2 separate regions of the Homo sapiens genome follow, and region 1 is linked to region 2. Evidence: chromatin loops called from intact Hi-C (ENCODE). Cell type or tissue: B cell. All regions are shown on one strand. Links, peaks and the distances in the headings refer to the core of each region. The heading gives the core; the rest is flanking DNA.

Region 1 (10,456 bases), core at 3,338-8,337, 120 kb before region 2:
GCTGGAATTGGGCATGGGGGTCTGTGTCTGTGTCGGCCCCTCTCCCAGGCCACGAGGGAATGCAGAGCAGTGTGTGGTGTCTTTTCCTCCGAGGGTCCCCTCTGGTTCGGGTGACACCAAAAGAGCTCAGTCAAGCTCCGTGGGCTGTGGTCAAGTTCCTGCATGAGCCGCACCCACCTGCACCCCTGTACCACCCCAGCTGCCCTCCCACCCCCCGGCTCACAGCTCTGAATTAAAGGCCAGCTCCACCCACGGCCCCTTCCACAGCCTCTCCTCTCCGCTGCTGGCCGACCTATTCCCAGGGACCTTCAGAAGCTCAGGACCAGGCCACCTGGAGGGGTTGGGAGATGGGAGGAAGGGACCCTGGGCCTAGGCCGTGAGCTGGGAGGGAAGGAGAGGGCTTATTTTCACTCTTGGCACATTTGGGCCCCTCCCCTACCCTGAGCCGCTCAGCAAAGGGGTGAACAAGGTCCGCTCTGGGGAGCGCTTTCTTTCCAGGGCTGTATCGGGGCCAAGCCGGGAAACCTGATGCGGGCGGGGAGGGGAAGAGAGCGGGAAGGAGAGGAGGAGGAGGCCTGTGGTCTGCAAGGGGGGTTCGGGGCTCGTGGTTTTGCTGTCAATTATTTGGAGTGTTTCTTCCACCTAATCAGCTGGAGTGTTTCCATGAGGAAAGCACTGAAGTTCCTTCTTGATGAAGATGCTTCAGAGACCCTGGTCTGCCTGGCTGGGGCCCAGGAACGGCCGAGGGACCAGATCTTTACTCGAGTGTTCTCTGAGTTTCATGTGGCCATGATTGCGTTCAGCGGCCCCTCTCCCTCCACTTCTGGATGAAAAGAGGGAGGGTTTCCGTGTCAGCTGGGTCCGGCGGCCCTGGGGCTCCCGTCTCCCATCCTGCCCTCCTGTCCCCCACGGTGGCCTCCTTGGACTCAGGAGAAGGGCAGCCTCTGCGGGTCTCTCCCTGCCTCTGAGCTCAGAGTCCTGCAGACGCAGCTGGTACCTGGAGACTCAGGGAGATGGCCCGAAAATTCAAAGCCCACACCCGGCTCCACCATCACCTGGTGAGGCCACGTGGCCAGGCTGGGCCTCAGTCTCCTCATCTCTGAAATGGGGATGGTGGAGTGTTCCTGGCAGTTTTCCAAGTGAGCAGAGCTAACCCAGGAGCTGAAGGCAGTGACAGCAAAGGTTCACCCACACAGCCCCTGGCTCGTGGGATCTGCAGAATGGCGGCGGGGGTCACTGCGCCCCCTCTTGGCTTTCTGCATTTCTCTGGCCACAGGAGAGGTCAGCTAGAGGTGCTGGGAGTTGATGCCCCTGAATGGCCCTCCAGCCAGGGAGATGACAGGCAGGTGTCCCTCCCGGGGACAATTCCAGGGTGTGCTCTGCCGTCTCACAGAGGCCTGCGGTACGGAGCCACCTTGCCCGCAGCAGATACCCCCCCCACCCCATGAAGGCCCGTTCCTGTCCCTGTCCCTCCCAAGCTGCTCCTCACGGCACTTCTGGGGGTCTCCACCTGCACCTGCATCCTTGTCCCGGGGGCTGCTTTCAGGGGAAGCCCGGCTAGGAAAGGTGCTTGCTGGTTCATCACCCTGACCCTCAGAGAGTGGAGGAGACAGGACAGTGGCCAGGGCCCAGCCCCAAGAGTGCTGACTCCGGTGGGTGCAGGCAGAGTGGGGCGTCAGCTCTGTGGGCAGACTTCTTGGCGGAGTTCCCTTTTGAGAAACTGGGAATGGTGGGTGGAGGAGGGAGTTAGGTGAGGCTCCAAGCTCCTGCGGCCCCCACTGCGTTCCCACCCCGAGACAGCTGGGGAACTAGGATGGTTTTTTACCCCCTGCCCCTAGACTGGGCAAGCCGAGACCCTTGTGGCCAGAGGGACTGTGACGGCTTGGCTGACACCTCACAGATTCCAGGTCGGCTCCTCTGAATGGTCTTATTTGTTCAAGTTAATGTCGTGTCATTAGCAGTTGGAAGCCTCACAGGAGATTAAACATTAAATGGTGTGTGCTTGGAAATGTGGTCTCGTGCCCAGGGCCAAGGGTCAAGGTTGTGGCCCTTGGTCTTCGTTTAGAGGTTCTCTAACAGGCAGGTTTTCTAAGTGGCCATTACTGAAAAGTGATGAACCAGGAGCTCTACCTCCCAGGGTGCCCCCTAGAGATGAGCCAGTTCCTTGAAGAAACTCCCAAATGCCCCCACTGGGCTGAGAATCGCTGGGGTGGGGGCTGGTTGTGCAGGGCAGGGCCAGGGGCTTTCCAAAGACTTGTCAGTTTCCTACGGCTGAGTCTGGCAAGTCTCCTACCCAGGAAGGGGTAGGTCAGTCCCCATCCAGATGTGGGGATCCTGTGGCCTGGGGCTGGGGACAGCAAGAGGGCACCTTCACCATGGGCTAGGATTCATCCTCAAAGAAGGTGCCAGGTGTCACATGCAGATCCACAGAAGAGAGGGAAGGCAGCTCACCAGGCCAGAAGGACAGACGGCCAGGGCCCAGAATCCCTGGTGGGTGGGTCACCAAAGGGAGCTCTGACCATTCCCCCTCCTTCCCTCCCTACCTTCATTTCTTCCTTCTGCAAACACTTCTTAAAAGCATCAGCTCTTGCATTGGGTCTGTGTGGGGATGCTGATGTGAACAGGATAGGACAGGCCCCCTGCCCCTCCAGGGAGCCCCCAGTCTAGAGGAAACAGACAAAGAAGGCTGTTGAGGTACAGTGTGTTAAGTGCTTCTCAGGGACACACAGAAAGCATTAGCTTTGGGCTGCATCTTGAGGACAGGTGGGATTTGGATATTTAGACTGGAGGGAAGGATGTTACTTCTAGAACATGCAAAAGTAAGGGGATAGGAAGCAGCAGGGAAGGCGGGCAAGGGGCTCAGCAGGAAGACCTTCATGAGATGGTGCAGGGATAGTGCACTGCACAACCTCGGCGCACAGTCCTGTTGGCTAAGTGCCATCCACACAGAATGCCTGTACCCGATGTTTCACAAGCATCTGTTTATGTGTCTGTGTCTGTCTTAAGGGCAGACACCAGGTTGGTGCATCTGGACCCTCTGGGACTAAACAGTAAGACACATGATAGTTGCTAAGTGAATTCTGAATAGGCAAATGGATGAATAGATGGATGGATAGATGAATGGAAGGGTAGATAAATAGATACCTGGGTGGGTGGGTGTTAGGATAATTGGATGGATGGATGGATGGATGAATAGATGGATGAATGGAAGGGTAGATAAATGGATAACTGGGTGGGTGGCTTTAGGATGGTTGGATGGATGGATGAATAGATGGATGGATAGACGAATGGAAGGGTAGGTAAATGGATACCTGGGTGAGTGGGTGTTTGGATGGTTGGATGGATGGATGGATGGATGGATGGATAGATGGATGGAAAGGATGAACGTGTAGATAGATGGATGGGTGGATTGATGAATGAAGGGTAGGTAGATATATAAATGGGTGGGTGGTAGGATGGGTGGATGATGGATAGAAAAGTAGATGGATAGATGGATGGGTAGGTAGATAGATGGGTGGCTTGATGGATGAATGGTAAAGTAGATGGCTAGATAGATGGGTGGATGGATGGTTGGTAGGGTAGATATACAAATGGGTGGATGGATGGTAGGGTAGATACATAAATGGATGGGTGGATGGATGAATGGATGGATCCCTTTCATCTACCATTTCAGTCTAGATTAGAAACTGCAGGCTTCCATAGAGAGCTGTAAAGACATACTGCTTGAGCCCCCTCTGTGGGGTGGGAATGGACTGCTTGGTTTGTTAGCAAATGTTCTCTTGACTTTAAGTGCAGTCCCCTGAGGCCGGGTCTCCAGCTACTGAGGAGGGTGATGCTTGCAGGTCCCCCTGCTCCCCTTCATGGCGGAAGTGGAGCCCTCTTCCTGGGGTGCAGTTGCTGAAATCAGGTGGAGGTGGGCTCTTGGGGGTGAGGGTTCTCCTCAGAGTAGTTCAGCAGAAGGTGTACTCCCCATACCCACTCTCCACCCACCACAGTCTGACCGGAGGCTTGGCAAATGGGATCGTAATCCCCAAGCCTTCGGGACCTGAGGGTTCCCTGAGTACCTGCCCATCAGTACTTAGAGAAGCATCCATGCTCTTGTCAGTGGAACCCTCTGGAGAGTCAGGACAGGGCAGCCTTCAGGAAGTGGAGAGCCCAGCCCCAAGCTTCCCTCCCAGAAGGAGAAGAGCTTGCAGCCAGAAGAGGGAGCCAGCAGGTGTGTGGGCCGGCATGGCTGGAGGGGCGCAGGGCTCCGTCTTCACAGAGGAATCCCCGGCCCGGCCCAGGGGGGTTGCTCCTCCTCACCGGCTGTCTTCAGAACCCCTGGTTCTCTTCTCTCACACATGTGCCAGGCTGTGGACAAATTCGGGCTCATGTCCACATCTGTTGGCTGGACATGGTGTCAGCAGGCAAGGCCTGGGGTCGCTGAGGGGGCTGCAGAGTGGCCAGGAAGGTAAGACTTTGGTTGCTTTGGAAGAACAGGATGGTGTGCTTGTTAGTGGGGCCCCAGCTGTCTTCCTAGGTGGCATAGAAGTGACTGTGGCCTAAAATAGGAACAGTTTCTGGAATGAGCAGGGAGGAGGTCGGAAGGGCAGGGAGCAAAGGCTCCTGCTGCTCTGGGTCTAAACCCTGTGCTTGTTGCTGTCCAGCCGGCGAGGCCTCCTACCCGCCAGGATGGAGGGTTCAGGGCCGGAGCTGCAGCCAGCAGCACGCTACAGGCACAAGCACCTCACCACGTGAGGGCTAAAGTCGCCCGCTTACCCTGACCTTGGCAACCGATTGTCATGCATGTCTGCCTCATGGGACTGCTGCTCTCCAAGTGTCACTCTTATCAGGAGCCAGTGCTGGAGCACACAAGGAAGGGCCTGTCATTGTGAAAGGCACCAGTGTCCCCACCAAGCAGATCCTGGTGGGCAGTCTGTCCCTGCCACGGCCCAGCTCTGAGTCTTGGGCTGGGTCATGCTTCTGCTTCCTCGCCTGGACGCTGGGACAGTGGGGCTTCCTTCTGCAGGTCATGGAAGGATCCAGGAGAGAGTGCTGTGGGCGCCTGTGAATGAGAAGGCCCAGGACACGGAGGCGGCCATCAGACTGTTCGTAAATAAATGGAAACCCGATCTCCAAAGCTAACCTCGCTTCTTACAGTGTCTAAACCTCACAAACATCCTGCCGTTTGAGTCTGCAATGAGCTGCCAACACGAGCCCCTGGTGTTGCTCACCACAAGTGAACCTGAGCAGTGCCCCATGGGCTGGTTTCAGGAGCTCAGCTGCAGCCCGAGGGCCCAGGGTCACCTGCATCCTCTGCGGTTTGCGTTGGTCTGGGAGCTGGCGGGGCCGGAGGGGAAAGCCCAGGGGTATGGGGAAGTGGCTGCAGCCCTCGACCGCTCCTCCGAGTCATGTCTCAGTGCAATCAGACCTGGGCCTGGGAGCTTAGCTCCAACACGATTTACAATTCAATTGTGAAATGGGATAAAAATTAGACATCCCCCTTCGGGCATCTCAATTTTCTTTGTTAAAGCTCCGGTTCCTCCTAGTAAATTTATCTATTTCTAGATGAGCTTGTATGTTGTGTTGACAGGCAAAGGGCTGGGTTATGGGAGGGTGGTCTGCTGACTGCTTCCTTCTTCAGTCTGGGAGAGGCTGCAGTGAGGACCCAGGGCCACAGCAGTCACATTCACTTGCCACGTGGGCTGTGACCTGAGTGGTGGAGCTGAACAGTGAGGAGGCGGTCCTGGTGGGAATCTCAGCTTCCCCGTTCACAAGCTGTGTGACCCTAGGCGGGTTACCAACATCTCTCCTTCTATGTGAATTGGGAATTTATAATGCAGGTGCCAGGCTGGGGGCCAGGGGACAGTGCCTGAGACGGACCCCGAGAGCAGGATTCAAGACTGTGTGTGTGTGTGTGTGTTTAGGTCACCACTGTGGGCTACCAGAGCTCAAGGCCACCTGCGACCATGTGAACTAGTGCAGAATTTGCACCACAGTGTTACCCAATGAGGGGTGAGAGCTGGGATAAGTGTCCACCCTTGCCCTGGGAGTGACAAGGCAATGGTGGGTGGAAAGGGTGTGGGTGGCGTACTGGGGTGCCATCGCTGCAAAACAAATTCCCACCAGCTTAGGGCTTCCAGCAGCTCATGGCTGAGCACGGCCCTGTGGGTCGCAGTCTGGCACATTTTGTCTGGATACTCTGCTCAGGGTCTCACAGGCTGAAATAAAGGTGTATCCTGGGCTATGTTCTCACCTGGAGCTCGATTGGGGAAGAGCTGTGTTCAGGTGTGTCCTGGGCTGTGTTCTCACCTGGAGCCCTGACTGGGGAAGAGCTGAGTTCAGGCTGCCCTGTGGGACTGGCAGAGTTGTTTCCTTGCATCTGCATGTCTGAGGTCCCTTTGTTCGCTGGCTGTCTGCTGAGGACTGCTCCCAGCAACTCCAGCACCCCCAGCTCCTTGCCTATGGTCCTCTCCAAAACAGGGCATTTTGCTCCCTCAGGCCAGCAGGAGAGGTCTGCCATTGTCTAAGACACTCTGACATCCTTTGCCTCTGACCTCCAGACCCAGATTTAAAGGGCTCATCTCCCCTTTGATTATCTCAAAATTTTAATTAGAAGCCTAATTACATCTGCAAAGTCCCTCAAGTGTGGGAGGAACAAGCAAGTGTGATGGGACGCACCCTTCATGGAGTATCTTCACGGAGTGCCTTCATCCTTCACCCTTCACGGAGTGCCTTCATCCTTCACCCTTCACGAAGTGTCTTCACCCTTTACCCTTCATGGAGTGTCTTCACGGAGTCCTTCCTATCACACTCACTTGCTCCTCCCACACTTGAGGGGGTCCTGCTGGCATCTAGAATCCTGCCCACCACCGCGGGCACCAACCTTGTTTGTTCACATGGTGACCAAACAGCAAGTTCCTGGCCACCAAGATCTCGCTGTCCAGTTGTAGAGACAAACAGAAGGTATGCACAGATGAGATTCTACGAGGCCTAAGCCTAAGTGGCTGTGAAGGTGAAGAGCAGAGGTCCCGAGACAGGATGATGCAGCATGGTTAGGGTCAGCATCTCTGGGAGAGTAACTTTTTTTTTTTTTTGAGATGGAGTCTCGCTCTGTCGCCCAGGCTGGAGTGCCGTGGCGCGATCTCGGCTCACTGCAACCTCCGCCTCCAAGGTTCAAGCAATTCTCCTGCCTCAGCCTCCTGAGTAGCTGGGGTTACAGGCACACACCACCATGCCCAGCTAATTGTTGTATTTTTAAGTAGAGACGGGATTTCACCATGTTGGCCAGGCTGGTCTCCAACTCCTGACCTCAAGTGATCCGCCCGCCTCGGCCTCCCAAAGTGCTGGGATTACAGGTGTGAGCCACCATGCCCAGCTAAGAGTAACATTGAAACTTAGTCCTGGAGGATGGGAAGGTGCTGGAGTGCGGGTGAGGGAGGGGAGTGTTCCAAGTGATGAGAGCACCAAACAGCCTGTGCAAAGGCCCCAAGGCAGCGAGAGCCGTGTGCATCTGAGGAACAGAGGGAAGGTCAAGTGTGGCTGAAAGGGGTGAGCTGGGGGCAGGGGAGGGGATGGGAGCCTCCAGGGACTGGCAGAAGCAGCCATGCAGGACCCTCAGGGCCAACAGTGAGTGGGGGAGGGAATACCCACCAGCTTTATCTTGAAAGAACTGAATTAAGGGCCAGCCATGGTGGCTCACGCCTATAATCTCAGCACTTTGGGAGGGCAAGACAGGCAGATCGCTTGAGCCCGGGAGTTTGAGACCAGCCTGGGTAACATGGTGAGACCCCGTCTTTACAAAAAATAATTTAAAAAATCAGCCAGGCGTGGTGGAGCACCCCTGTAGTCCCAACTACTCGAGAGCCTGAAGTGAGAGAAACACCTGAGCCCGGGAGGTTGAGGCTGCCATGAGCTGTGATCACACCACTCCACTCCAGCCTGGGCAACACGGCAAGACTCGGTCTCAAAAAGAAATGGAATGAAATTCTATGAGCACATGACTCGGTCTCAAAAAGAAATGGAATGAAATTCCATAAGCACATCAGGTGCCAGCATACAGGCTGGCACTCCACAGGTGCTTGATGAGGACAGAATTTTGAAGTGACCCCCATCCTGTGTGACCTTCTCCCCTAGGTGTGGGTAAATCCTGTGACTTGCTTCCAGCTAGTAGAAAATGGCAGAGGTGAAGGGATTGTGCAGATAAATCCCCTACTCTGCAGGATTTAAGTTAATCAGAAGGGAGATGATGCTGGGTGGGCCTGGCTTAATCAGGGGAGCACCTTAGAAGCGAGCCCAGAGGCAGAGGTTTGCGGGAGCAGATTCCCTCCCCGACCTCCCTGCTGCTTTGAAGACGGAAGCGTCTATGAATTCTACAGCCCCAAGGAAACGTGTTCTGCCAACCCCTTGAGGGACCGTGGAAAGGAGTGCTGGCCTATTTGAACTGCCACTGAGATTTCAGCCCCGTGAGACCCTGAGCAGGGCACGCGGCTCAGTCTTGCTTGGACTTCCGACCTACAGCAATGGTGAGGTCAGAAATGCATGTTCCAAGCTGCTGAGTGTGTGGTAGAACAGCAACAGAAAACAGATACAAAGCGTAAGCATTCTTGCTCTTCCAACCGCTGCCTCTCTGGGGAGTGCACACTGCACCCAAGCAGAAGGAGGCGGTTCCTGCTGCTGCCTGGGACCGCCTCACCCCTGTCATCCAGCAGGTATCCATGCATTAATTATTGCAATTAAGTTATGCATGCCGGCAACCCGCTGTTCATGTTCAAACCCCTGCCCGTGGACCAGAGACGCATGTTCTGCTGTGTCCACTCCACACTCCCACCGTGGCCGTGTCTCTCAGCGGTGCCTCCTGCAGAGCTGGAGTGCACTTCAGCATCCTCTTCAACACCAGGCTCTGGGCAGCGGCACTGGCTCTTCAGAGCTGCTGGAAGATGGCCCTGGTCTGTACCCCTGACCAAGACCAAGCAAAGCACTGCATCCGGCACTGTGAAGCAGCCAGAAATGAGGGGACAAGGTCCTGGGGCCAGCGGGCGGCCCCAGGAAGGGCAGGTGCTATGCTCTGGCCCTAAAGGAGGGATGGGGGTTTTGAGAAGTGCAGAACATAAGGGGGGAAGGGGACTTCCGGGAGAGGAGCACCTGCACCCGAAGCCAAGGGGTGGAGCTACGAAAGGGGCCCTTCCCAGGTGGGCTGTGAGGTGAGTGGCAGGCACGTTCTCATTTGCTCCCGGTCCTCACAGGTGCAGAATCCTGAAGCCGTTTACAGACGAAGAGCTGAACCCAGCCTGCCTCGGTGACTCGCTCAAGGCCACTCAGCTGCTCAGCTGTAAATCTGGTGTCGAATCTAAGTCCATCTGACTCTTCAATCTGTGCAGAGAACTGGGGTACCCCAGCCTCCCAGGGCCCTGCCCCAGGCTGGTACAGAGTCTGTGACCAAGCCCAGCTGCTCGTTTCCCCCCGCAGGGCCCAGGTCATCGCAGTCCCTGCCAGCTGCTCGAAGTCCTCTGTACGTCCCTGTGCCAAACACTCCCCAGCCCTGGCCACTGCGGCCGTCTCCTGCCTGCCACTGCCCAGACCCTGACTGCCCAGGCCCTGACTGCCTGCTGTCCTGACTGCCACAACCTCCTCCGGGAATTCTTTGCCTCCCCCCTCCAGCTCTGGCAGGGAGGCCGGCCCTGGGGGGGGGTCCTGTCCAACTATGGGCCCCTGTGTGCAGGCATCTGTAGAGGGGCATTCACCCCCACTCTGCATGGGAGGGCTGGAGGGATGCCCTGAGCCTGCTCAGCCCCGGGCTCTGCCCGGAATGGGTGATGGGACAAAGGCATCCGGGAGGCTGGGTCATCTCCTGAGCTCCTGGACAGTGGCAGACATACCTGCGCCACTGCCTGCCAGGGGCCTCCAGCCAGAAAGAAGCAGCGATGGCCCCACACTCTTCATGCAGCCCCCACACAGCACCTGGGCACAGCCTTGGAAACCTCGCCCGGCCTGCAGGCCCCCAGGAAGCCTGAGCTTTGGTGTGATCCAGCCTTGCCCCAGACAGGAGCGTCCTGACCCTGACTCCCTGTGGCTCTGGGACAGAGGCTATCTGCCTTCCTCACCACAGCCCCGCGGGCCAGGGTCCCTGTTCCTGCTGGCTGTGCACTTGGGGCCTGGTGGCTTTGCCGGCACTCTGGGCATCCTGCTCTCAGGGTGGTCTGGAGCGAGTCCCGCCCTGATGCTGAGTTACATTTTGTTCTATTTCATTCACTCACTCGCGCACCCCCTGGCCCCTTCATTTGCTCATTCTCTCCTTGGACCATGCAGTACCAGGTTCAGGCCCCCACTCACTGCAGGCTGTAGGGGCTGCGTGACGTCTCCAGAGCTCCCTCCACCCAGGCCTGGCACACAGAGATGTCGCTGCCCAGAGGACAGAGCCCCAGTTCCTCCTCTGCCCACCCTGACCACTCTGTGCTCTGCCCCTTTGGAAGGG
Region 2 (10,456 bases), core at 2,137-7,136:
TGTTGCCATCGCCCCCCAGCACGCAGATGGGGAATGGGCCCAGCCAGGTCACCTGATTTGCCTACAGTGGGCAGCCAGCTGTGGTGGAGCTGGATTTGAACTTGGGGCTGCCCAACGTCCGGGCCTTGCCCTTGTCCTCTGCCCAGGCCCCTGCTGGGTGGCAGACCATCTGCGGCACCAGCTGCGGGTGTGACGGTCGTGTCTCGGATTGAGGAAATGAGGCCGGGGTCCTTGTCCTCTTCCAAGAAGCTCTTGGCTTTGGCCAATGGCAGCCGCCTTGTGGTCACAGGTGTCTGGTTGAGGGTGGGGGACCGGGCGGCTCTGGGAAAGGGGAACTGGGCCGCCGGGCCAGCATGAGCACCACTTGCTTGCGACCAGCTCCAGGCTGCCTGGAAGAGACTCCAGCTCTGCTCAGGCACCTCCCTCAGGCCCCTTCCTGCCCGCTCAGCCGCCGCGCTGCATCACCCGAGGCTGTGGGACCCTGAGCCCGCCGGCCAGCGGCCGATGGGGCCGCCCCTGTGGTGGGACCTCTCGCCTGCCCTCGCCATGAGGCTGCACCTCCTTGCCTCTCTGTCGGGCGGTGGACTGGCCTGGCGGGCGGGGGACCGCAGGTGGCTGGCAGGTGAGGGCCAGGTTTGGTGGCCACTCCGTGTGGCCTGGGTGGGTGCCTGTGTCTTGCCTATGGAGTGTGGGACTCATGGCATGTCTGCTGGGGCTGTGGGGGAGAGGATCTGGGGACCCCAGGTCGGGAGAGGCTGGGGAGGTATGGGGGCCAGGTCTGGGACACCCCGCTCCGTGGAGCATGCCTGTGGTCTGGTCACGGCTGCTCCGTACGTGGCCGTGCTGAGGGTGTCATGGGAGCGTTCTGATTCTCCCAGGCTGCCACTGTCAGCAACAGCAAACTGAGGCTGGCCCTGGGTCTGCCAGACCCTGCAGCCCGAGGCCAGGACCACTGGGGTCTCTGGTGTCCCCCCGGGTGTCTGGGCCTGAGGGCTCCTTTCAGGCCACTTTGTTCCAGAAGAAAGACCTGGGCTCTGGGCTCTGGGCAAGGGTGGGAGCGTGGGTGGTTCTCCTCCCTCTCCTTACCTTGAGGCTCTATGGAGGACCCCTTGGGGTCTGCCCCACTCCCATTTTAAAGATGAGGAAACTGAGGCTGGGTTGTGGCAGGGACTTGTGTAGCCGGAGGGGTGCAGTGGACCTGACCCCGTCTTCCTGGGCCCAGCGTTGGGACACTGTGCCAGAGAGCAGCAGGGGGCTTAAGCGGCCAGACTGCTCAGCCTCTGCCTGCCCTGGGCCGCTGCTGTGGCTGCGGTGTCGGGTGGGTGAGAGGGGAGACATAGGGGCAGCCCTTCTCTGCAGGGAGTGAGGGGGCTGAGTCGGAGGGTCCCCACACCCATCCTGCTGGTGGAGGCCAGAGCCGGCTCCCGGCCGCTCCGCCCTGCCCGGCCCTGGCTCATGTCCCGTTTCTTTTTCCTGGCAAGGACGTCTGTTAATTGGCATGCACAGAGTGCCAGGGCCCATGTGGAGAGTGCTCAGGTGCCTTCACAGATGTCCCTAGAAGGATGCGCTCTCGGCGCCCACGGTACAGGAAGACAGGCTCAGTGCCGTGGAGTAACTTTCCCAAGACCACGGGGAGCCTCGGGGAGGGACTCAAACCAGATCGGTCTGGCCAGGGTGCAAGCCTGGACCATCTCGATTTTCCAAGGCCTTTTAAAAGTCCTTTCGCAATTTGTAAATATTTAGCCCAGCCTTCCTCAGCACTGCGTGGGCATTGATGGATGCCAGGCGAGGCTGTGCCGGGCAGTCTCTGGGAGCCACTTGGTTTTGGAGCTGACACCTGAAATAGAACAGTGCACCTGGGGACCACGCAGTCCTTGACCAGGACCACCTGCCTCACAGAGCCGTCCATGAGCGTTCCCCGCATTTTGTGCTGTCAGTAAGCAGCAGGCGTGCGGCGTGCCTGCCTCGCACACTTGTCCCGGCGCCAGCCCTGACTAGCTGGTGACCATGAGCCTGTCCTGGGCATCTCTGGGCTCAGCTTCTCCCCTTTTCCCCAAGCCCGTGCCTCGCTTGGGCTGTCTGGAGTGATCGTGAAGGCCCGTTCCCAGCCTGACTCTGTGAGCCCAAGGTTTTTTGAAAGCCCCAGCCTCTTGCAGCAAAGAACTCTGATTTCTGTTTTGGAGGTGACATTGGGGGGTTTGAATTCAGATCCCTTCGGCAGCTCTTCCTGGAGGGCAGGAAGCGCTTATAGGGCACTTATCGCTGCACCCCATGGTGACCACAGAGAGGCCTCTTCAGCTCTTGGCTTTGGTTTACTCATCTGTAAAGTGGGCGCAGAAGTTTTCCAGGTCAGCTTTCTTGATGTGACAGGAGGTTTGAGTTTGTATTAAGTTACTTTTATGCAGAAAATATCCTAGGCTGTTAGACTGTGCACTTCCGTCAGGGGTCCTAGGCTGTTAGACTGTGCTCTTCGTCAGGGTTGGGGGATGTCTTTGGTGTTCTCAGCTAGAAGCAGTGTGTGTGTGAGTGTGTATGTGCATTTGCGTGCACAGGCACACGTGTTGGGGTCACTACGGGCATCTGGTGCTGGGTCAGGCACTCTGAGCGTCTCCTGAAGCGCACTTACTGTCTCTTCTGGGAATGACTTGGGATGTTGTTCTGCTCTCACGCAGGAGTGGGGCCCAGGGTCTGTTGTATTTTTGGCTGCTGGACTTTGATTTGTGCACCTTTCCCCATGGCCTCCTGGTGACGGTCCTTTCTCCCACGATTACCTCTGTCTGACTGCTTGTCCTCTGGGGAGTCATCTGAGGCATCAGGTTAGTGTTGTGTGTGAAGCTGAGTCAAAGACCCTGAGCAGGAGCCTCTCCTGTGAGTCAGGCGCATGGAAGTTTTAGCTTGTGGAGTTGGTGGCCGCCATTCTGGGCGCATCGGGCTCTCCCGGCCCCTTTCCCTGGTCTTCCTGCACCTGGATGGGGAGGGGAGTCATCCTTCGATGTCCTTCCTCTGCCTCCTCCTCCTTGTGAGCCAGGTGACAGCCGGGTGCCCTGGGGCAGATGCTGAGGGTCTCCAGGTGTCTGGAGGCTGTGAGTTCTCTGGAGGGACAGAGCCCCCTCCCTGCTTGGTGGGGGCTGCTGCTTGACGGACTGGGTGTGGGTCAGAAGCCCTGGAAGACACATTTCTGGCTCCTCTCCTTCGTGCTGGATGCCCCAGAGGGCTGAGACCCGGTGACCTGCCTCCTCCAGGGTGGCCTCAGGCCTGTGTCCACTCACCTCCCTGCCAAGCTCTGGTCCTCCAAGGAGGGGTTTGGTCTCCTGGGTCCTCCTCGGAGAGTCACATCCGCCACCTGGCCGGTCCTGTCGTGGACGCCCTCAGCTCGCTCCCGTCCCCTGCCCCTCTGGATGGCACAGACTGCACGTTGTTGCCATTTCACGGAACCCGTTTTCCCGGATTTGTCAGGAGGGGAGAGAATGGTGGAAATGCAGTTTTGCTGGGTTCCCTGCACACGTGGGCGCTGGCTTTGGTCACCCCCGGGGGGTTGCTCGTGGGATCCAGAGAAGTGGACGTTGGTGAGGCCAAGCAGGCTGGGAAGGGTGCTGGACAGGGACAGCAGAGGCCTGGCCCCAGGGGGTTAGGGGGCCAGGGCTTGGGCGCCTCTGTCCCGGGCTGGGGGCTTTGGACTTTGGGGGTATAATGGGGAGCCCTGGGACAGCAGAGGGCTAGCCCCAGAGGGCTAGCGGGGCCAGGGCTTGGGCATCTCTATCCTAGGCCTGGGGCTTTGGATTTTGGGGGTGTAATAGGGAGCCCTGGGAAGTTCTGATGGTGACAGAGTGGACATTCTGCCAAGTGACCAGTGGAGGGGACAGTGGTGGAGAGGGTGTGCTGAGCTGGCCTTAGCCTGGCCTGGGCAAGGTCTGGACTTGGCCATGTCTGGCTCTGCCTGTACAGAGGGGGCTGGCAGACGTTCCTGCGGGAGGCACTCTGTGGATGGGGTCACCCAGAGTCTGGACAGAGACTCCATAGCTGCAGCTGGCCTCTCCATCCCTCCCCTTCCTTCCGAGGCCCCTGGGGGCTGCCGGCTAGGCTGGGAGTTACCGTGCGTGCTAGCTGCAGCCCCGTCTCAGGTTCTTGGGGCTGGGCACCGAGGAGCAGAGAAGCTGCCTGCCACCTGTTCACCCTCGCATCTGCAGGCCAGCGGCTCGTCCCCTCCTGCTGCCACAGTACCCTGATATGTGCCGATTGGTGGGATTGGGAGGGGACACAGCGAGGCCTTGGGTCAGAGCCTTGATGAGGATGGGGGTGGCCGTCCTGGGGGCAGCAGGCCGGAGCCTGCGCTTGCCTGCATTCCCCGGCAGGATTTTTCTCTCGGCCTCCTGGGTCGGCATCTCCTTGGTGCAGGGTGGAGTCCGCTCCCCAATCCCTGGGCTTAAGGGAAGGGGAGGGGGAGTCTGACACACAGTGGGTAGGGGCCCGGGTGCCCCTAGAAGTGGCCAAGTTCAGACCTAGCCCAGGCCAGGCTAAAGCCAGCTCAGCACACCCTCCTCTCCATTGCCGTCCCTTCCACGGGTCACTTGGCGGGAGGTCCACTCTGTCGCTGCCAGAAGTTCCCAGGGCTCCCCATTACACTCCCAAAGTCCAAAGCCCCCAGTCTGGGACAGTGGGTGGGGGGCCAGGCCCTACACAGCAGGCACGGCAGCCAGGAGGGAGGTTTCTGAGGCTCAGCCTGTGGGGCCTGTGGCGCCTGTGGCCACGGGGTGGTTTGTCTCGCTCAGAGTGGTGATGAGCCTGACCCGGGCCCTCAGCAAGTTTCTGCGGGGCAGGAGGGACGTGCTGAGGCTGAGCTCGGAAGAGGCAACTCTGGGTGCAGTTGAGCCTCTGGGCTGGTGTCGTTGAGCTCCGCCGCAGCCCTGGGAGTGGCAGAGGCAGGGAGGGCGCCCATGTTGGGGTTGTGATGGGGGAAGTCCTGCTCAGCGGGCTGACGTCCCGTTCTTGGTCTGTCTCATGGGTGAGGCCCTGTCCCCCGTCTGCAGATGCCCCGCCAGTCAGGCCCCTGCACATGACAGGCATCCGGCTCAGGTGCGTGGGTGGTAAGCCTCTTCTGTGGGAAGGATGCTGCGTGCTAGGGTGGGCCTGGGCTTATGGCACGGGTGTGGAGGGGATTCTTGGAAAGCCGGCACCAGCTGGAGAGGGTCCCCACTGCCAGCCTTGGGTGCTGAGCAGGTGCTCTGTCCTTCAGGGGTTCCCTGCCTGGACTCTGTCCACCGCGTGGCCCCGGTGGCCATGCCCTGCCTATTCTAAGCACCGGTGCCCCCATCTGCAAATGGTGCTGCTCAGCGGGCCGTGGGAAGACTGGGGATGTCCCCCAGAGAGGCCGGCCCCATGCCAGGCCCCAGGACATGCCTGGGGGAGCATCCTCTGCCCTGATCATTTCAGAGTCCCCGACTGAACCATCGTGTTGGCCTCTGGCATGGAGCTGGCCACGCTCCACCACAGGTGGGACCTGAGGAACTGCAGGGGTGTTCCTGAGCCAGGTGGCCGTGCACATGAAGGTGGAGACGAGAGCCGCCCTGAGGGTGGAAAGCCTGGCCGTTCCACGACAGAGCTGCTGGCAGCGGTGGCAGGGCCTCTGAGCCACCGAGAGCAACATGGCTCAAAATGAAACAAGAATCATTTCTTTTCCTGTTGAAGGGAAACTACCCCCAGGAGCCCACAGGCTGGGGGCCCCCTCGCCACACAGGCGGGCTGTGGGGCAGGCGGGGTTTCTCCAGGAATTCCCCTGCTTCCCACTCACCCTCCTCGAAGGTCTGGCCCTGTGGTGGTGCTAGACACAGTTCAGGGGTACGGCCTGGAAGGGAGGCTGCGCTGCCCAGGAGCCCCTGCCTGGCCCTGGAGAGGTGAGCATTCTGCCAAGTCCCCGAGCTGGTACCCGTCCTCCAAGGTGGGCGTCATTGCTGGAACTCTCAGGGCTCATGGGTGTCTGCTGTGTCTGGCCACCCTGGTGGTCGAGGGGTGGCCAAGGGGTGGACCGAGGCTTCAGAAAGCCAGGCCTCCAGGCGTTGACCCGGCAGCTCTTGTTCCGGGCTTGGAAACATCTCGCCTCCTTGAGCCCTGGTTCCTCCCCTGCAGGACGGGGGCAGGAGGAGCGGCTCCCCCTTGTCACCACACTTCTGTGAGCTCATGTAATGAAATGTTGGCCTGGCGTGCACCTGCAGTTAGGTGTTTGAGCTGTGGTAGCTGCGGCCTACGGCAGCTCTTCTACCACATGATGGAGTCTGTGTGTTTGCAGGGGGCCGTGACAGTCACCTGGCTTGGTGCAGTGTGCAGGGCAAGCCCCGGTGTCAGAGCCTCCATTTTGCAGAGGGGGAGGGTGGGAAGGACGTCACATGCAGGCGATTGGGGCTCCCAGCTTCCTGGTGGCCCCACGCCTTTGGTCACGCCCTTTCCGTGACTCCGCTTCTTTCCACGGGGACTCTGCCAGGACTGGGGCTTGACTCCCGCCCTCCCACCCTCCTAGCCTCTGCCCCAGGCAGCAGATGGGTGGTCTGCTCACGATGCCCCGGGGGGAATGGCCGTACAGGGGCACAGGTCAGCTTACCGAGTGTCTCCGGCCTTGTGGCTGGAAAGCAGCTCTCAGGACTCTCCGGGGCCCCTTGGCATCTTTCTAGGTGGGTGGCCCTGAGCCCACCTCCTCCCTGTACCCCCATGGCAGGAGCTCCTTTTTGGGAACCAGTGGAGCGAGCGTGGCTGGACAGGCCTGGCCCCAGAGCTGCGCGATTTCCATCACGGCTCTCCTCTGGCTTCCTCCTTGGCGCTGGCTGGGCCAAGCCCTCCTGACTTCTGGGTCCCTGGGATGGGTGGGTGACTCCGTCCATGAGGCTACCTGAATTCTCGCTTACCCTAGCCATCTTTAGGCTGGGGGATGTGGGTGCTTCCTGGTAAAATCAGATGCCCTGTAGCTCTCCTAAAAGGGCCAGCCTCAGATTTGCGGTCCCTGGTCCTGGCCCCTGGGTTCAGGACTTCATTTTGGCCGTGCGGGTTGCACCTTGGGGATGGGCGTCCCTTGAGGTTTGTGCCAGTCGTGGGAGTGGAGGAGTAGCGGCTGCGTTGGGAACCCGTCCCTGGGCAGGCACTCTGGGATGGGGCTCCGAGTCCCACAGTCACTGGCCGGTCATTGCCAGCCCCTCAGCCCTCTAGGGACAGACCCTGCCTGCTCGTCCCTGTTAGGGGCCAGTTCTGCAGGTGGTTACTTGGCTTCTTCTTAAAAAAAAAAAACCCATCCTGCCCTGGGAAACCCGGGAATCATGGGGAAGCGGGAAATGACAGTAGGGAATTGACATTTCCTGAGCCAGCGTCTGGGGCATCGGACCAAGTGCAGGGCGAGCTGGGCAGGGAGGGGTGCAGCCGGCTCTGCCGTCAGCCTAAAGCCATGAGCGACCTGGGCGCTCTTCTCCCTGTAGCACTGGGGCACACACAGGGTGGTGAAGGGGGCATGACACAACCAGGAGGCTGGGTCACAGAGGACCAGGGGTCTGTCAAGAGTTTGGCCTGCACCTCCCAGCTGCCTGGCCCAGGTGTGCCCCTCCTGTCCACATCTGCCTCTAAGCTGTGAAGAATTTGGGAGTGGATGCTGCTCTGGGGCTGTTTCCTCTTCTGAACCATGGTGGTTCAGGCAGCCTGGTCCCAGGTTAAGTGTGCCCCTTAGCGCCTGGGGCATCCCTGGACAGTGGCCGCCATGGGCATCTGGCAGCCCTGCCAGCGTGGTGGGTGATCATAGCAACGGCTGCAAGACTCGGGGAAGGTGGTGCGTGCATATCTGGTTGAATGTAGCTGGGCCTGGTGTGAGGCCTGTGGCCGCAGCTCCCATGGTGGGCTTCTCAGGGGAGTAGGCATGACAGGGTGGGGTTCCTGCAAAAACCCTAGCCCTCATGCCCCAGTTAGTGAGTGTCTTCACCTCTCAGCTCTGTCTTGAATGCTTCCTGGGTGCAGGCACTGACTGCTCATGGGGAGCCCCCTCCTGAGCACCCTCTTCCTCCTGTGTGTGCTTCCCACTTCCCTCACTGTGGCTGGGCTGCAGCTGTACCTGCCACCACTGGGTCTAACCCCAGCGCCCCTGGGCTGTATGAGTGGGCTGTGCAAGGGTGGCCATCAGCCTCGGCACCACTTCCTATTCTTCCTTCTGCCGCTGGCCAGTCCTCAACTTGCTCAGTATGGCCAAGAGGACCCAAAACACCATCCCCTTGCTATTTATGACAAAACTTGTCAACCTCTCTGTCTAGGCTTCAGCCTGCCATCTGCACAGTGGAGCAGGGCAAGGGGTTGCTCAGCTGGTAGTGATGGTGACGGTGGTGGTGGTGGTGATGATGATGTAATGATGGTGTTGATGATGTTGGTGATGGTGGTGATCATGGTGGTGATGATGACTGATGATGTGTGATGTTAATGGTGAGTGATGGTGATCATAGTGATGGTGGTGGTGATGACGGTGGTGATGATGACGGTGATGTTGATGGCAGTGACAGTGCAGATGTGTCATTGCACGCTCGCTGGATGCCTTCACAGACATTGCTTTAAGCTGAGTTTTATAATCAAGAGTGGTTTTCCTGCCGAGGCCCTTTGGGTGTTGATGGAGCCTGTCTCCATGAAGGGCCACTGCCTGTGCCCTGGGAGTTTGAGGTCAGTCAAGACTGAAGGGTGTTTGGTTGGTGTCTCCTGACTGAGGCTTGGAGAAGGTCAAGGTGTGTGGGTCACTCTTCCTCATTCTCATGCCCTGGCAGCTCGCGGAGGTCTCTGGGGGAGGCCCGGGCAGGGTCTCATAGGTCTGGGTTGCAGATCTACCCCTGCCTTTGGATCCCCTGCGGACTGAGCTGCCTGGCCAGCTGCACTTGCACGCTACGTGCCTCAGGGGCCAGAGGCCTCAGGCAGCACCCCTGGTCCCCTCATCTTGACATCACGCCCCCTCACTACCCTGCGTCTCCCAGTCTCCCCTTGTGCCAGCCCCTGATCTTGCACTGGGGAAACTGGACAAGGTCCCCACCATGGGGGCCTCTTGGGCTGGGAGGGCAGAGGTGTGAGAGGCAATGTCAGGGGGCCCCATGGAGCTCAAGGAGGGAGAGGCCAGTGTTTGGCTCCTCCTGGGTGAGCGGATAGGGAGTCAAGACCCTGCTTTCTCTGCATTTGTGCAGGGGTGGTGATAATAAAAGTGGGTTTGGCATTCAGAGTCCTTGAGGGTCTCTTGGTCACGTGGAACCTGGGGGACCAAACTCACAGAGGCAGAGGCCGGACAGGAGTCCAGAGCCTGACCGACCTGGCCTGGCTGGGCTCTGTCCTGAGGCTGGGACACCGTGGGCTCTCAGGGAAGCATCAGTCCCCTCTCAGTCCTGGCAGGAGCCTGTCTGTGCTGGCTCTGCAACCCCGGTCACTCCGAACTCCCACATGTCCATGGGGCTGGCAGGACTGTGGCGTTGTGTCTGGTGCAGACCCAGATTTCTGTCCCTCCCTTGGCGGAGTCCCGCCTGGCCTCACCGTGGCTTCCTGTGTCCACCGCTGCTTCCTTCTCACCCTTTCCCTCCTGGCCCACTGGCCGGCCATGGGGGGCTGATCATGGAAGGGCCCGTCTCACTGGGCCCTTGGGGCATCTCTGCATGTGTCACGGAAGGTTGGGTAGGGCAGGGCTAGGGAGCAGGCTGGTCAGGGCTCTGTGTGGGGCCGGCAGTCCTTAGGGCCACTTCCTGGGGGTTTTGTGAGCAGTTGCGGGCTGCAGTGAAGGAGATGGACACCTTGGTGTGCCAGGCCCCATCCTCCTTTCTCCTCCAGAGTCTGGGTGGTTCTGGGGCACCCCTGGCTCAGAGCAGGGGCCTGAGTGTCCATGTTCCCGCAGGTGGGTGACTTCATAGGCCTGGCCGAGGTGGGGGGCTGGACCTCCCCATGGGGCCCCTTGGCATTGCCTTCAGGGAGCTCCATCATCCGACCCTGCTTTGGGGCCCTCAGGCTCCTGTGGAGGCAGGCCTGGGTCTCTCCTAACTATTCAGGAGGGCCAATCTGGCCTGTCCTCAGATGGGGCTGAGATTTAGGGCCAGGGTGTTGGTTGGGGAAAGGGCAGGGTAACCTCAGAAGAGCTGAAATTCCAGCCTGGGCCACCTGAGCTGTAAGCTGACACTTGGCCTGGAGGCCGCTAGCGGGCCATGCTCCTGGGGCTGGAGGTGACAGGCCCGAGTCTTTGCCTGCCCCTGCGGGGAGGCGGGAAACAGATGTGCAGCAGGTACGGAGAGCCCACCCCGCCGAGGGCCCGTAGGGCCCATCTTCAACAACCTCTGCTGTTGGCATGCCCATTTTACAGAAGGGGAGACTGAGGCTCATCTAGGCTAAGGGGTTGCCTAGGGTCTCTCCGTCAGGGAGTGGTGGGTCTTGTGGGCCCAAGGGTGAGCAGAAGCCCATTCTCACCATGGCCGGCATCTCCTGG

What was found. Peaks named below come from ENCODE experiments on the same cell type or tissue, not always from the same donor. Only the 100,000 strongest peaks of a DNase experiment are listed, where the experiment ranks them.
Region 1: a loop joins it to region 2, with 4 times the contacts of the local background. A loop is called at or near these places in 1 of 110 quality-filtered maps.

What each region holds. Positions count from the first base shown.
Region 1 is chr9:134,263,295-134,273,750 of GRCh38, forward strand. It overlaps LOC124902299 (a long non-coding RNA gene), which reads left to right and starts at 4,370. Exons shown (of 2, transcript XR_007061836.1): 1 at 4,370-4,453; 2 at 5,012-5,127. RefSeq lists an enhancer at 4,100-4,732. In B cell, for the core only: no CTCF peak of the experiment used is centred there; a DNase peak (open chromatin) is centred at 5,277; H3K4me3 peaks cover 637 bases; H3K27ac peaks cover 263 bases.
Region 2 is chr9:134,385,769-134,396,224 of GRCh38, forward strand. All of the region lies in intron 1 of RXRA (retinoid X receptor alpha), which reads left to right. Among named protein-coding and RNA genes, the nearest start is that of MIR4669, 12 kb to the left of the region's middle. RefSeq lists enhancers at 4,495-4,544, 4,905-4,994, 5,375-5,474, 5,525-6,014, 6,055-6,264 and 1 more and a silencer at 7,215-7,509. In B cell, for the core only: no CTCF peak of the experiment used is centred there; DNase peaks (open chromatin) are centred at 5,023, 5,363, 5,693 and 6,253; H3K4me3 peaks cover 1,104 bases; H3K27ac peaks cover 2,792 bases.